2 separate regions of the Homo sapiens genome follow, and region 1 is linked to region 2. A link is an interaction called in ENCODE POLR2A ChIA-PET data of the cell type or tissue named here. Cell type or tissue: PC-9. All regions are shown on one strand.

The links. ChIA-PET counts read pairs that join two places held together with the same protein. Peaks named below come from ENCODE experiments on the same cell type or tissue, not always from the same donor. Only the 100,000 strongest peaks of a DNase experiment are listed, where the experiment ranks them.
Region 1: POLR2A ChIA-PET joins it to region 2 with 13 read pairs; 2 of 35 experiments call an interaction of 5 or more read pairs at or near these places.

What each region holds. Positions count from the first base shown.
Region 1 is chr17:43,666,977-43,674,976 of GRCh38, reverse strand. It overlaps LINC02594 (long intergenic non-protein coding RNA 2594), which reads right to left. Exons shown (of 4, transcript NR_184089.1): 2 at 5,337-5,388. Among named protein-coding and RNA genes, the nearest start is that of LINC02594, 6.1 kb to the right of the region's middle. RefSeq lists enhancers at 4,367-4,888, 4,889-5,412, 5,987-6,486. In PC-9, CTCF peaks have their summits at 781 and 983 (motif pointing right); DNase peaks (open chromatin) are centred at 1,026, 3,806, 4,706, 6,826 and 1 weaker place; H3K4me3 peaks cover 431 bases; H3K27ac peaks cover 3,216 bases.
Region 2 is chr17:43,787,451-43,795,450 of GRCh38, reverse strand. CFAP97D1 (CFAP97 domain containing 1) reads right to left here. Exons shown (of 6, transcript NM_001136483.3): 6 at 7,831-8,000. Among named protein-coding and RNA genes, the nearest start is that of CFAP97D1, 11 kb to the right of the region's middle. In PC-9, a CTCF peak has its summit at 4,979; a DNase peak (open chromatin) is centred at 3,630; H3K27me3 peaks cover 1,243 bases.

The sequences.
Region 1 (8,000 bases), 120 kb after region 2:
TCAGAGAGGTTTAAGAACTCACCCAAAGTCACCCAGCCAGTAAATGGCTCAGTTGGGGTTCAAACCCAAGTCTATAAGATGCCAGATCCCCTGGTCCATCCAGACACCTGACTGCATCTCGTACATTGCACACAGTAGATGTAAACAATACAAACGTCTACAGAAGTCAGGGACTGGGCGCGGTGCTTCACACCTGGAATCCCAGCATTTCAGAGGCCAAGGTTGGTGGATCGCTTGAGCCTAGGAGTTTGAGACCAGCTGGGCAACATGGTGAGACCCCGTCTCTACAAAAAGTACAAAAATTAGCCAGGTGTGATGGTGCACACCTGTGGTCCCTCATACTGGGAGGCTGAGGTTGGAGGATCACTTGAAGTTGAGGTCAAGGCTACAGTGAGCCGAGATTGCATCACTGTACTCCAGCCTGCGGGACAGAGCCAGACCCTGTCTCAAAAATAAATAAATAAATCTACAGAAGTGAATCTGCCTGGAAACGGAGAACCTAAAAGAATCATCAGGAGGTTTGGTTGGTGATGTAGCATTAAGGTGCCTGAGAGCCTCTTACACACACAGGCCAAGTGGGGATCTAAGCCAAAGCACCCCCTCCATGGTTTTAGGCCTATGCTGGTGAACAAGGCAGATGCAGCCCCGACAGCACCTGCCTTCCAGCTCTGCCACTGGACGGAGACATCACAGACTTGTAGCAGGGACAGCCATCCAGCCCACTGGGTGTTCACATATCTTCCACTTAAAACCTAGAAAATGGAAGCGCAGAGTAGACATAAGCCTGGTGCTGTTTTAAAAGGGAATGGTTTAGTAACCTGTAGGTAGCTCTCTTCCTATCCCCTGTGCCTGCATGCAGCTGTGGGACCACAGTGGCTTGACACCTCCATCAGTTCCCCCATTCTAGGGTCAGAAGTGGGTCCTATCAGAAGGTAGAGCTTTCTGGCCTGGGCACATTGCAGAAAGTGCTGCGGTTCTAATTCTCACCACCAGAAGGCGCTCCCAGACCCTCCGCTGGGTTCATACTACAATGTTTCCATCTAAATCCATGAATCAGTTTTTTCTCACTCCTCTGTATGTGAAAGCTACACCTAAAATGTTTCTACTTAAATCCATGAACTAGTTTCCCTTACACCTTCCTCTGTAGGTGAAAGTTCCTCCAGAGACTAGAGCAGGACTTTGAAGGCCCATGAACTGGGAAATTAACTGTTTAGGTGCCAAAAGTGGGAGTTGTGATGGGGGTTAAACTGACAGAGGAGGCGAATGCTATTGCTGTTTGAAAACGTAGGCCGGGCACTGTGGCTCACGCCTGTAATCCCAGCACTTCGGGAGGCCAAGGCGGGCGGATGACGATTTGAGGAGATGGAGACCATCCTGGCCAACATGGTGAAACCCTGGCTCTACTAAAAATACAAAAATTAGCTGGACGTGGTGGTGCATGCCTGTAATCCTAGCTACTCAGGAGGCTGAGACAGGAGAATCACTTGAACCGGGGAGTCAGAGGTTGCAGTGAGCCAGGATCGCGCCACTGCACTCCAGCCTGGTGACAGAGAGAGACTCCGTCTCAAAAAAAAAAGAAGAAAAAGAAAAGAAAATGTAACCACACATTCAGCTTTCAAAATACCCGAAGGCTCGGCCGGGTGCGGTGGCTCAAGCTTGTAATCCCAGCACTTTGGGAGGCCAAGGCGGAAGGATCATCTGAGGTCAGGAGTTCAAGGCCAGCCTGGCCAACATGGTGAAACCCTGTTTCCACTAAAAATACAAAAATTAGTAGGGTGTGGTGGCGGGCGCCTGTAGTCCCAACCACTTGGGAGGCTGAGGCAGGAGAATCACTTGAACCCGGGAGGTGGAGGTTGCAGTGAGCTGAGATCACGCCACTGCACTCTAGCCTAGGCAACAAGAGTGAAACTCCAGCTCAGAAGAAACCAAAAATAACCAAAGGCTGAGGACATCATTTCAATGTGTGTGTGTGTGTGTGTAACAAAGACCACAGTGTGTAGACATTGGGTTTCAGAGATCACCTCTGTGTCCAGCTGTCTGCGAGTCTGGACTGATGAGACTCTACCCTACCCCACTGGTGAATGTGGACCTGCATATGTGTATGGCAGCGGGAGTGGAAACATTGTCCTGATGTGTCTCCTAGCGTGTCTAGCTGTGTGTGTGTTGTTAGGAATGCTGGATGTGGATTGAGCTTTTGTGGCTGTGCTAGTGTGTGTGTGTGTGTGTGTGTGTGTGTGTGCGCGCGCACACGCGCCTGCCCCTGCTTTGGCATTTCTGCCCAGATCCAGGGGCTCTGCCATATGGGTGAGCAGGTACACACACGTGCTTAGTAGTATCTCTAAGGGTGTCAAGGACATACGTGTGTGCTGGTGCTCTGAGCCTGCCTGTATTCAATTTTGTGTGATGTGTGGCCCACATGCACCTGCTGTATATAGGGACTCTCAGGCTCCAGGGAGGAGACATACATGTGTATGTGTGTGTTTATGGGTGTGCACCCCTGGTGTCCTGCCTCTCCTGGGGCTCAGTCAAGGCCTTCTGCTCTCTGTTTCTGGGATGTTTTACTTCCCCATGACACAGAGCCCTTCTAGGCTGCTGCTCTCCTCTGTGAGCCTTGCACCTGCCTTTCTCCTTCGCCAAGCATGCCTTAGGGGAGATGGTTTATTTCTTCAATTAAAAGAAGAAAGACCCTGGGAGGCTGCACACTTAAAATTACCACATTTTAAAAAGCTCTGACAGTCATGAAACTATAAACCTCACAGCAGTGTCTCTGCTGCCCCCAGGCTACTCCCAGCCCTGAACTAAGGGGTTCACCTCCTCCAGGACTTGGATGGCCCCTCTCCTGAGGCTGGAAGATCACACCTTCTCTGATCAGAGAGACCCCAGTATTGTTTGCATGTGTAATCATGTGTTCATCTTTCCGTTCCTCCAGATCTTTTTCTTCCATAGTGTTATATTCAGGAAAGAGGTTAGGAAGCAGAAAACCCAGGTTCTAGCACCCTCTCCCTGGCTGGGTGACCTTGGACGAGGCTCCTAACCTCTCTGGGCCTCAGATTTTTCCATGGCAGAATGAAGCTGGTGCATATCATGATCTAAAGTTTCTTCCTGCTCTGACACTGACATCTGAGCCCCACAAAACCTTGACAGTGAGTATAGGAGTCTGCATTACCCCATTTTAATAAAGAAACAGAAGCTCATTAAGGTTAAGTGACCTCCCCCTTCCAGGGACACTGCATTTTCCACAACAGCACCCTGAAATTGACAAAGGCGGAGAGAGCAGCAAGAAACAGACAGGCACACGTTCACACTCCCTGCATGATCCTCTCTGAAAACACCCCGACAGCCAGGAGGGGATTGATGAGAATTTGCGTCACAGCCCTACACAGTAATTATTGGTGTTCATAATGATGCCCTAAGGCATTACATTCCCCTGAAATGCCTTCAGAATCATCAAAGAAAGATTAAGCCATGCCTACTATAATTGCTCTTTGAAATACCTTCTATTTTATTCTCCTGCTTGGAAAATTGATAACCTATGGATTTTCAATTAACTTTAAGTTACAAAGAATATTCAGTTTACCCAAGTATCTCATCCATTTATGGTTCCCTTTTAGGAGGAGTTGATTATCCATCTCAAGCTGTATTCCCCAAGGAGCCTGACGTTTTTACGAGATGACTGAGTTTGGGGGTGGAAAAACCCTTGATCTGTAATTGGAGGCCCTGGCTGCAGCCCTTTCTAGGACTGTGACTTTGGCAGGTCACCAGCCTCTCCAAACCTCAGTGTTCTCACCATTAAAAAAAATGGATTAATGCCAGTTCTGCTCCCTCGGTGTCATTGCCAGAATCAAGTAGATGATGGATGTGTTTGTAAATGTCATGTCTATGCAAATGAGAGATGCTCAGGAAGCACTTGAGAACTGCATGGTGAGACCTCTGGCATAGCCAAGCCAGCCAAACTGCTAGGCTGGGCAAAGAACACATAACAGGCATCCTGGCCTCATGGCATTCCCAATAACAACTGCTGCAGCCATGGCTAAGTCCCTAGGCCTCTCTGGGCCTCAGCTTCCTGATCTGTAAAATGGGGAGCAGAGAGAGTTGGACAAGATCAGAGATTGCAGATTGGTATTCCAAGAACCAGTCGTGCCATGTTCTGGGCTGCTTTTAATTGAATGGCAGTGTTTTGAATTCATTGCCAACATTTAAAAGTTGACAGGTTGCCTATAAAAAATCTGGAAATATGGCTTTTTTTTGACAAATGGAAAGATATGGTTGGTTACACTGGGCCCATGTTCATGCAAGGGAAAATTGGCCAGTGCCAAGTAGCTGTTGGCCCCCTCTTTCTCCCATCAAAGGCACCCAGGTGTCTCCCTCCCAGCTGGCTTGGGGAACCTGTGTTTACTTGCCTGGCTCCATGGGTTCTGACCCCTAAACTGACTGATCTCTAAAGCTTTAGACCTTGAACCATCATCACACCTCCCCCAGGTGTGCTGGCCTTCGTCGGGAGGGGAAGGGTGAGGTGGGCAGTGATCTGGGAACTTCCGCAGGGCCACCTTCTCCACCTGGCCTGGGATGGGGAGAGGCACATTCCTTCAGTAGCTCCCAGGCCAGTGGACAGAGGGCTCTGAAGAGACTCCCCCCACCCCAGCCCTCACAGCCAGAGCTAGTAACTCACAGCTGCGGTTACCCACACGCTGATTTCTGTTTTAAAAAATACTGCTGGGTAAACAGGGAGGGAAACCTGAGCTGTTCCCACACCACATAAATCCCCGGTTTGCTGTCCTATCTGGTTAGCTGGTTTCCCCAAATAATGGCACTGCTGCCTCGAAAGCAAGGGGCTGGAAAAGGGAGGCCCCGAGAAGTGGGCGGCTGGGAGTCTCCCAGGCTGGCTCCAGGCCCAGGCCTGGTGGCCTCCCTCCTTCTCTCTTTCAGCACTTCCTGCCCAGGGGCACTCACCTTTGTCCTCACTCCTTCCACCTGAGCCGCCCTTCCTCCACCCCTCTGCTTTGTCTCTCTCAAAAGACCTCCACAGAAGGCTTTCCTGGGGGACCCTGGGCCCTCCGGCAGCCAGAAAGCCCATAGCCAAAGGCAGACCTACCCCAACACCGCATTTCCCTCTGGAAGGCTCCCTTTAAAGTTTCCTTCCAGAGCCTTCTGTCAAAGTGCAACGTCCTGACTCAAAAGGTAAGGCCAGAGCCTTTTGCGTCCTGAAAATGAGTTTAGCCTTGGATTAGGATTGCCAGATTTAGGGGGAAAAGAAGACACTCAGTTAAATTTGAGTTTCAGATAAACAAACAACAATTTTTTAGTCTATGTCCCAATATTTTCTGGAACAGACTTACCTCAGCATTTTATCTGGCAGCCTACCTTAGCTCTTTTCCTTGAGAACAGGTTCTGATGGGGAAGAAGAAGAAGATAAAAGAGTTATTAGGGCCACCAAGGTGCCTATAGGCTGAATCTCCCAGCCTCCCCAGCAGTTCCTCACTGCCAAGTATATAGTTGCGGGCAATTGGTCTGTAGAGTAATTGTTGAACAGGACCCTCCTTAAAACAGGGCAGGGAGGGTTGGGCACAATGGCTCATGCCTGTAATCCCAGGACTTTGGGAGGCCAAGGCGGGTGGATGATTTGAGGTCAGGAGTTTGAGATCAGCCTGGCCAACATGACAAAACCCTGTCTCTACTAAAAATACAAAAATTAGCCAGGCGTGTAGTCCCAGCTACTTGGGAGGCTGAGGCAGGAGAATCAATTGAACCTGGGAGGTGGAGATTGCAGTGAGCTGAGATCACACCACTGCACTCCAGCCTGAGGGACTGAGTGAGAGTCTGTCTTAAAAAAAAAAAAAAAAAATGTAGAGAGGCTGGGCACTGTGTCTCACTCCTGTAAATCCCAGCACTTTGGGAAGCCAAGGTGGGAGAATCACTCAAGGAAGGAGTTTAAGACCAGCCTGGGCAACATAGCAAGACCCTATGTCTATTTTTTTTTTTTTTTTGAGACGGAGTCTCGCTCTGTCGCCCAGGCTGGAGTGTGGTGGCACGATCTCGGCTCGCTGCAAGCTCCGCCTCCCGGGTTCAAGTGATTCTCCTGCCTCAGCCTCCTGAGTGGTTGGGACTACAGCCATGCGCCACCACGCCCAGCTGATTTTTATATTTTTAGTAGAGATGGATTTTCACCACGCTGACCAGGCTGGTCTCGAACCCCTGACCTCGTGATCCGCCCACCTCGGACTCCCAAAGTGCTAGGATTACGGGCGTGAGCCACCGCGCCAGGCCCCCATGTCTATTTTTTTTTTTTTTTTTTTTTTGAGATGGAGTCTCGCTCTGTCGCCTAGGCTTGGAGTGCAGTGGCGCAATCTCGCCTTGCTGCAAGCTACGCCTCCCGGGCTCACGCTATTCTCCTGCCTCAGCCTCCAGAGTAGCTGAGACTACAGGCGCCTGCCACCACCATGCCTGGAGAATTTTTTGTATTTTTAGTGGAGACGGGGTTTCACCGTGTTAGCCAGGATGGTCTCGATCTCCTGACCTCGTGATCCACCCGCCTCGGCCTCCCAAAGTGCTGGGGTTACAGGCACGAGCCACCGCACCCGGCCCCCCATATCTATTTTTTAAACGGGTTGTGGGGAGGGGGGCAGTGGGCAGAGAGATGGGGAGAGTCCATTTGTCCTTCCTCCTTCGTGCTGTGTGGAATGCTGACATGCCAGCTGAACAAGGTGCCGCAGGGGGGCAAAGTAGAGAGACAGTGCCTGGGGGAGAGGCCATCTCAGCTTGGACTGTCACCTCCGGCCTTTTTTATGGGGGAGAATAATAAACTCTGTGTGTTTCCCCTTTTGTCATTTGTTTTCATTCTATACAGCTGACTCCAATACAGAACCCCTGGAAGGTGTTCATTTGCTGGGTGCTTACTGAGTGTCTGTACAGTGAGCCACCACTTTACAGTTGAGGAAACTGACTCATATGACTTCCAAGAGCCAGGTTTCTATGCAGGCCATTCTGTGTGTTACATTTTTCAGTCATCTGCCTACAATTTTGGTAGCAGACAAGTAGAGCACCAAAGGTTTAAATGTATATATATGTGTGTATATATATATATGTGTGTGTGTATATATATATGTATACACACACACACACACACACACAGAGAAAACCCATCTGCAGAACTTACCTCCCTTAGCTTAGTGTTTTCTGAGATTTAGAGAAAGACCTCGTTATTGGGCCCCTGGGGTGGAATGCAAGGACTATGTTCTATAGTTTACTCAACTCTGACCCTTGGATCATATTATTTGAGCATTACAAAGCCCTGTCAGGGCCAGGCGCGGTGGCTCATGCCTGTAATTCCAGCACTTTTGGAGGCTGAGGCGGGCAGATCACCTGAGGTCAGGAGTTCAAGACCACCCTAGCCAATATAGTGAAACCTCGTCTCTATTAAAAGTACAAAAAATTGGCTGGGTGTGGTGGCGCGTGCCTATAGTCCCAGCTACTTGGGAGGCTGAGGCAAGAGAATCACTTAAACTTGGGAGGCAGAGGTTGCAGTGAGCCGAGATTGCACCACTGCACTCCAGCCTGGTGACAGAGCGAGACTCCATCTCAAAAATAAATAAATAAATAAAAATAAAAATAAAAAATATTAGCCGGGCATGGTAGCATGCACCTGTAATCCCAGCTACTCAGGTGGCTGAGGCAGGAGAATCGCTTGAACCCAGTAGGTGGAGGTTGCAGTGAGCCAAGATCACACCATTGCACTCCAGCCTGGGCAACAAGAGTGAAACTCATCTCAAAAAAAAAGAAAACAAAACAAAACAAAAAACCCTGTGAGGCAGGCTGGCAGGCAGTAGTAACTCTGCTGCCTCAAAGTGTTCTGAGAAGCAAAGGACACATGTGTACATTCCAAATACATCCCAGGCCCAGTAGTAAACACGCTAGCCCACAGCCACGTATACCATATCCAAAATCTGCCTGTCTTCTGTCCATCCCTTAAGGTCTTACTAGAGACCAAGCATCTCATCTGATTC
Region 2 (8,000 bases):
TGAATCCAGGAGCTGGTTTTTTGAAAAGATCAACAAAATTGATAGACCGCTAGCAAGACTAATGAAGAAAAGAGAGAAGAATCAAATAGACGCAATAAAAAATGATAAAGGGGATATCACCACTGATCCCACAGAAATACAAACTACCATCAGAGAATACTATAAACACCTCTATGCAAATAAACTAGAAGACCTAGAAGAAATGGATAAATTCCTGGACACATACACCCTCCCAAGACTAAAACAGGAAGAAGTTGAATCCCTGAATAGACCAATAACAAGTTCTGAAATTGAGGCAATAATTAATAGCCTACCAACCAAAAAAAGTCCAGGACCAGACAGATTCACAGCCGAATTCTACCAGAGGTACAAAGAGGAGCTGGTACCGTTCCTTCTGAAACTATTCCAATCAATAGAAAAAGAGAGAATCCTCCCTAATTCATTTTATGAGGCCAACATCCTGATATCAAAGCCTGACAGAGACACGACAAAAAAAGAGAATTTTAGACCAATATCCCTGATGAACATTGATGCAAAAATCCTCAATAAAATACCGGCAAACCAAATCCAGCAGCACATCAAAAAGCTTACCTATCATGATCAAGTTGGCTTCATCTCTGGGATGCAAGGCTGGTTCAACCTATGCAAATCAATAAACGTAATCCATCATATAAACAGAACCAAAGACAAAAACCACATGATTATCTCAATAGATGCAGAAAAGGCCTTCGACAAAATTCAACAGCCCTTCATGCTAAAAACTCTCAATAAACTAGGTATTGATGGGACGTATCTCAAAATAATAAGAGCTATATATGATAAACCCACAGCCAGTATCATACTGAATGGGCAAAAACTGGAAGCATTCCCTTTGAAAACTGGCACAAGACAGGGATGCTCTCTCTCACTATTCCTATTCAACGTAGTGTTGGAAGTTCTGGCCAGGGCAGTCAGGCAAGAGAAAGAAATAGAGGGTATTCAATTAGGAAAAGACGAAGTCAAATTGTCCCTGTTTGCAGATAACATGATTGTATATGTAGAAAACCCCATCATCTCAGCCCAAAATCTCCTTAAGCTGATAAGCAACTTCAGCAAAGTCTCAGGATACAAAATCAATGTGCAAAAATCGCAAGCATTCCTATACACCAATAACAGACAAACAAAGAGCCAAATCATGAGTGAACTCCCATTCACAATTGCTTCAAAGAGAATAAAATACCTAGGAATCCAACTTACAAGGGATGTGAAGGACCTCTTCAAGGAGAACTACAAACCACTGCTCAACGAAATAAAAGAGGACACAAACAAATGGAAGAACATTCCATGCTCATGGATAGGAAGAATCAATATTGTGAAAATGGCCATACTGCCCAAGGTAATTTATAGATTCAATGCCATCCCCATCAAGCTACCAATGACTTTCTTCACAGAATTGGAAAAAACTACTTTAAAGTTCATATGGAACCAAAAAAGAGCCCGCATTGCCAAGACAATCCTAAGCCAAAAGAACAAAACTGGAGGCATCATGCTACCTGACTTCAAACTATACTACAAGCCTACAGTAACCAAAACAAAATGGTACTGGTACCAAAACAGAGATATAGACCAATGGAACAGAATAGAGCCCCCGGAAATAATATCACACACCTAAAACCATCTGATCTTTGAGAAACCTGACAAAAACAAGAAATGGGGAAATGATTCCCTATTTAATAAATGGTGCTGGGAAAACTGGCTAGCCATATGTAGAAAGCTGAAACTGGATCCCTTCCTTATATCTTACACAAAAATTAATTGAAGATGGATTAAAGACTTAAATGTTAGACTTAAAACGATAAAAACCCCAGAAGAAAACCTAGGCAATACCATTCAGGCCATAGGCACGGGCGAGGACTTCATGACTAAAACACCAAAAGCAATGGCAACAAAAGCCAAAATTGACAAATGGGATCTAATTAAACTAAAGAGCTTCTGCACAGCAAAAGAAACTACCGTCAGAGTGAACAGGCAACCTACAGAATGGGAGAAAATTTTTGCAATCTACTCATCTGACAATGGGCTAATATCCAAAATCTACAAAGAACTTAAATTTACAAGCAAAAATCAAACAGCCCCATCAAAAAGTGGGCAAAGGATATAAACAGACACTTCTCAGAAGAAGACATTTATGCAGCCAACAGACACATGAAAAAATGCTCACCATCACTGGCCATCAGAGAAATGCACATCAAAACCACTATGAGATACCATCTCACACCAGTTAGAATGGCGATCATTAAAAAGTCAGAAAACAACAGGTGCTGGAGAGGATGTGGAGAAATAGGAACACTTTTACACTGTTGGTGGGACTGTAAACTAGTTCCACCATTGTGGAAGACAGTGTGGCGATTCCTCAAGGATCTAGAACTAGAAATACCATTTTACCCAGCCATCCCATCACTGGGCATGTACCCAAAGGATTATAAATCATGCTGGTATAAAGACACATGCACACATATGTTTATTGCGGCACTATTCACAGTAGCAAAGACTTGGAACAACCCAAATGTCCATCAATGATAGACTGGATTAAGAAAATGTGACACATTTACACCATGGAATACTATGCAGCCGTAAAAAAGGATGAGTTCATATCCTTTGTAGGGAAATGGATGAAGCTGGAAACCATCATTCTGAGCAAACTATCGCAAGGACAGAAAACCAAACACTGCATGTTCTCACTCATAGGTGGGAATTGAACAATGAGAACACTTGGACACAGGGTGGGGAACATCACACACCAGGGCCTGTCGTGGGGTGGGGGGAGGGAGGAGGGATAGCATTAGGAGATATACCTAATGTAAATGACGAGTTAACGGGTGCAGCACACCAACATGACACATGTATACCTTTGTAACAAACCTCCACGTTGTGCACATGTACCCTAGAACTTAAAGTATAAAAAAAAAAATTAGCTGGTCATGGTGGTGTGCCCCTGTGGTCCCAGCTACTCGGGAAGCTGAGGTGGGAGAATTGCTTGAGCCCAGGTAGATGGAGGCTGCAGTGATCTCTGATTGCACCACTGCACTCCAGCCTGAGCAACAAAGTGAGACCCTGTCTCAAAAAAAAAAAAAAAGTGATCCTTGCTTTATTTCCTGTCAAGGCAGCCCCTAATCCCCAAGACAAGCTGTGTCTACAGCTGTTTGTTGGCTACCAGATTTATGGGAGTAGGAAGGGTAGGACCCCAGAGACAGAGGTCATTTGGAAGGCATTTTTGCAGTTCATGCAGAAAACTATTGTTAAAAAATGCACCTGTGTTCAAATATTTATTGGTGGAATGTGTGTAAATGTAATTCCAAGCCCCATCTCAACTAGCAGTCCATATGTTCTGAGCCCCTGGGCAAAATGTTGGAAAAACTCCATCCATTACTCTGGGCCCAACACTAATAAATCTCCTTATTACAAACCCCTCAAGATGGACCTTTTTTAATCCTTGGGTCTTCAAACAGATAAGTTGGCTGCCTGTATCTACAGCCAGAGAGGATGTGCTCTCTAGAGGAATTTTCTAGGTCGGAAGTGTTAAATAGGTGGCATATGTGCAGCCAACGCCCATTCCTGAACCGGTGGAAGACATTACTAATTGATCACAGCACTCTCTTATTGTGATCACAGCACTCTTATTGTGATCAACTAAACTCAACAGGAGAGTGCTGTGATCAATTAGTAATGTCTTTGGCTCTTTCAGGACAGTGTTCAGTAGCAGCTGGGCAGAATCAGTAGTGAGTTATTCCTGTTTGCCATTCTCAATCCACTGATTTGTAACCTTCCCTGCTATCCACTTCACTCCCTGTGGAAGATGGGTTCAAGAAAGTTAGAACCATCTGTCATTTACAGGCAGTGCTCAGATATATTAGCCAATTGTATGTTCAAATACATGCTTTAAAACATGTGGCCAATCAAATTTTGTATCCACTTACCCAGTATCACATCATTTATGCTACCAATCACAGGACTATGCATCCAAACAATAACACTTCATGATTTCTTTAATAACTGCAGAGTTCAGCATATGCACAAAGCCCATTTTTAATCAGATAGTTAAGAACCAATGAGCAGCATTTCTCTATTTGGTGGAGTTAATATTGATCGATTTCTTTCTTTCTTTCTTTCTATTTTTTTGAGACGGAGTGTCTGTCGCCCAGGCTAGAGTGCAATGGCATGATTTCGTCTGACTGCAACCTCTGCCTCCCAGGTTCAAGCGATTCTCCTGCCTCAGCCTCCTGAGTAGCTAGGACTACAGGCACCCACCACCATGCCTGGCTAATTTTTTTTATTTTTAGTACAGACGGGGTTTCACCATGTTGGTCAGGCTGGTCTTGAACTCCTGACCTCAAGCAATCCACCTGCCTTGGCCTCCCAAAGTGCTGGGATTACAGGTATGGGCCACAGTGCCCAGCCACTGATCAGTTTCTTACTCCATTTTTCCTGCCCTTTGAATACAGCCACCAACCACTACTTCCTTTAAACATCAGGCTTATGGTTTCAGAACAAGACGGTATAGAATCATTTTTTCCTCCTCTTCAAATGGCAGGGCTAAAAGAGCCGTAACACAAATAGGGCTGAAACACCCCCCTGCCGCCACCCCCACTCTCCATGTTGTGGGTGACAAGGAGAGAAGAGCTGCAGCTCCCTGAGCTAGGGCTGTGACACCCTCTTTCGGGCTCTGCGATTTCTGGCGTCTCCAAGCTTCCGGGTGCCACTGCGTTCCCCTCATCCAGGCGTGGATGCCTGCAGTGGAAGCCGTGTGCAGTACATCTGGTCCAGCCACAGCCTTGCATGGAGCTGGCACCTGTGCCAGCACCTGAGCTCCCCACCCCACCACAGCAGCCAGCATGCCTGGCTGTGCATAGTGGCCAGACCCTGCGCTCACTTGCCCACACACGCCTTGCCACTCCATGCCTGGCTCACCCCTGGCAAGTGTGGGATCTGGGCCTGTAGTGTGAGCTGAGCGCAGCCTGCTGGGCTGAGTGGGCAGAACAAGCCCAGCGGGCACAAGCAATACTCAGGCAGAAGATGCCACTAGCCACAGAGGTTTCTGGCTGGTGAAGTGACACCCTAAGGATCCTGTGATAGAGCTACTGACATTTGTATCATCAGAGTCTTTGCAGGAGAGGAGAAAGTGTGAGACTAAAACGTATTCGGAGAAATAATGGCTGAAAACTTCCCAAATCCGGTGGAAGACAAACACCTACAGATTCAAGAAGTTGATTGAGCTCCAAATAGAGAAAACAGTCCAAAGCCATACTGACACATCATAATTAACCTTCTAAAAACTGGAGATTAAGAAAAAAGAAATCTTTAAAACAGTCAGGGAGAAACAACCAGGAAGGAATGCTAATTCAAACTGTATTTTTGCACTACCTGTAAAAGAAATGATGGGGGCCATCTAGAAGTGGTCCAACACTTATCAAGTGCTGAAAACAAAACCGTCAACCTTGAATCCTGTTATCAGGTGAAATTGGCCTTCAGGAATAAAGGGAAAAATGAAGACATTCTCAGATGAAGAGAAACAGTTTGTTGAGACCTACCCTTAAAGAATGGCTAAAGGAAGCTCTCCATACAGAAATAAATTAACAGAAGGAGGCTGGGACCTAAGAAAGGGAAAGAAGGTAGAAGGAAGGGAAGGGAAGGGGAGGGGAGGGGAGAGGAGGGAATGGGAGGGGGAAGAGGAGGAGGAGAGAAGGGAAGGGAACAAGGAGGGAGGGAAAGAAAGAAACAACACAATACATAAAAACAGACGTACAGATGCTTCTTGACTTATGATGAGGTTATGTTCCCAATAAATCCATGGTAAGTTGAAAAACATTCAAAGTCAAAAATACATTTAATACATCTAACCTGTCAAACATTATAGCTTAGCCAGGCCTAACTTAAATGTGCTCAGAACACTTACATTAGCCTATAGTTGGGCAAAATTACCTAACATAAAGCCTATTTTATGATAAAGTATTGAATATGTCATGTTATCTGTTGAATACGGTACTGAAAGTGAACAATAGAAATGGTTGTATGGGTACTTAAAGTATGATTTCTACTGAATGTATATTGCTTTTGAACCATCATAAGGTTAAAAAAAAAAAAATCATGCCGGGCGCGGTGACTCACGCCTCTAATCCCAGCACTTTGGGAGGCCGAGGTGGGCAGATCACGAGGTCAGGAGATAGAGACCATCCTGGCTAACATAGTGAAACCCCGTCTCTACTAAAACTACAAAAAATTAGCTGGGCATGGTGGCGGGCGCCTATAGTCCCAGCTACTCGGGAGGCTGAGGCAGGAGAATGGCGTGAACCCGGGAGGCGGAGCTTGCAGTGAGCCGAGATTGCGCCACTGCACTCCAGCCTGGGCGACAGAGCGAGACTCCGTCTCAAAAAAAAAAAAAAAATCATTTAAGTCAAACCATTGTAAGTCAGAGACTGTCTGTATCTGCTGTCTGCAAGTATATGTTCCTTCAAACATAATGAGACAGGTAGGCTGAAAGTGAAAGGATAAAAGGTAATACATCATGCAAACACTAATTTTAAGAAAGCAGTACTGAGTATGTTAATATCAGATAAAGTAAGTTCAGAGAAAGAAAATTACTAGGGACAAAGAGGGACATTATATAATAATAAAGAGATCTCACTTCTGTAATCTCAGTACTTTGGGAGGCCAACGTGGGCGGATCGCTTGAGCCCAGGAATTCGAGACCAGCCTGGGCAATATGATGAAACCCCATCTCTACTAAAAAAAATACAAAAATCAGCTGGGCACAGTGGTGCGTGCCTATAGTCCCAGCCACTTGGGAGACTGAGGTGGGAGGATTGCTTGAGCCTAGGAGATGGAAGTTGCAGTGAACTGAGATCACACTCAGCAGTGTGCTGCACTCCAGCCTGGGTGACAGAGTGAGACCCTGTCTCAAAAAAAAAAAAAAAATCAATAAATCAATCCACCAAAAATATATAGCAATCTTTAATGTGTATGTGCCAAACACCAGAGCTTCAAAATATATGAAGCAAAAACAGAGTTAAAAAGAGAAATAGACAAATCCACAATTAGAGTTGGGGATTTCAACACCCCACCCTTAGCAACTGATAGAACTACTAGAGAGAAAATCATCAGGATGTAGAAGAACTGAACACCATCAACCAACGGGACCTAACATATTTATAGAACACTTTGCCCAATAACAGTGCAATACACATTCTTTTCAAATGTCCATAAAATATTCACCTTGATTTAAAAAAACCTTAACAAATTTAAAAGAATTGAAATGATAGAGTATATTCTCTGGACATAATGGGATCAAATTAAAAATTAATAACAGAAAGATAACTGGAAAATCTCCAAACATTTGAAACTATAACTAATATAACCTGAGCAGTTCATGGGCTGGATCATGAAAAGCCTTGTATGCTCTATATAAAGCTCCAGCCCATTATGCAAGAATGGCAAATCACGGAAGCCATTAAGCTAGAAAGTGATATGGGCGTATTTTTGCATTAGTAATGCAAGTTGCAAATCACAAGTGCCTGAAATATGGCAGTAGCTCATACAGAGATTGAGACATAAGACTTGTAGCTTTAAGATCACCTCCATAGACCATAGCCTGGGCAAGAGAGTGACTCTGTCTTTAAACAAACAAACAAACAAAAAACCAAAAAAAGATATGTAGGGAGGGGGATAGGAGGAAAGAGAAGGAATGAAGTAAAAGATGACCTCAGGTTTTTAACCTGGGTGTCTAGAAGAATGGTTGTTCCTCAAACTGAGATTAACTGGAACCAGTTAATAATGAATTTGTATTTAGGCATGTTGTTTTTTTTAAGCTTTTTATTTTGAGATAATTGTATATTCACATGCATGTAGGAAATAATACAGAGAGATCCTGTAAACTCCTTACCAGATTCCCCCAGTGGTAGCATAGTGCAAAACTATATGGTACAGTATCACAACAAGGATATTGACATTGATAGAGTCAAGATATA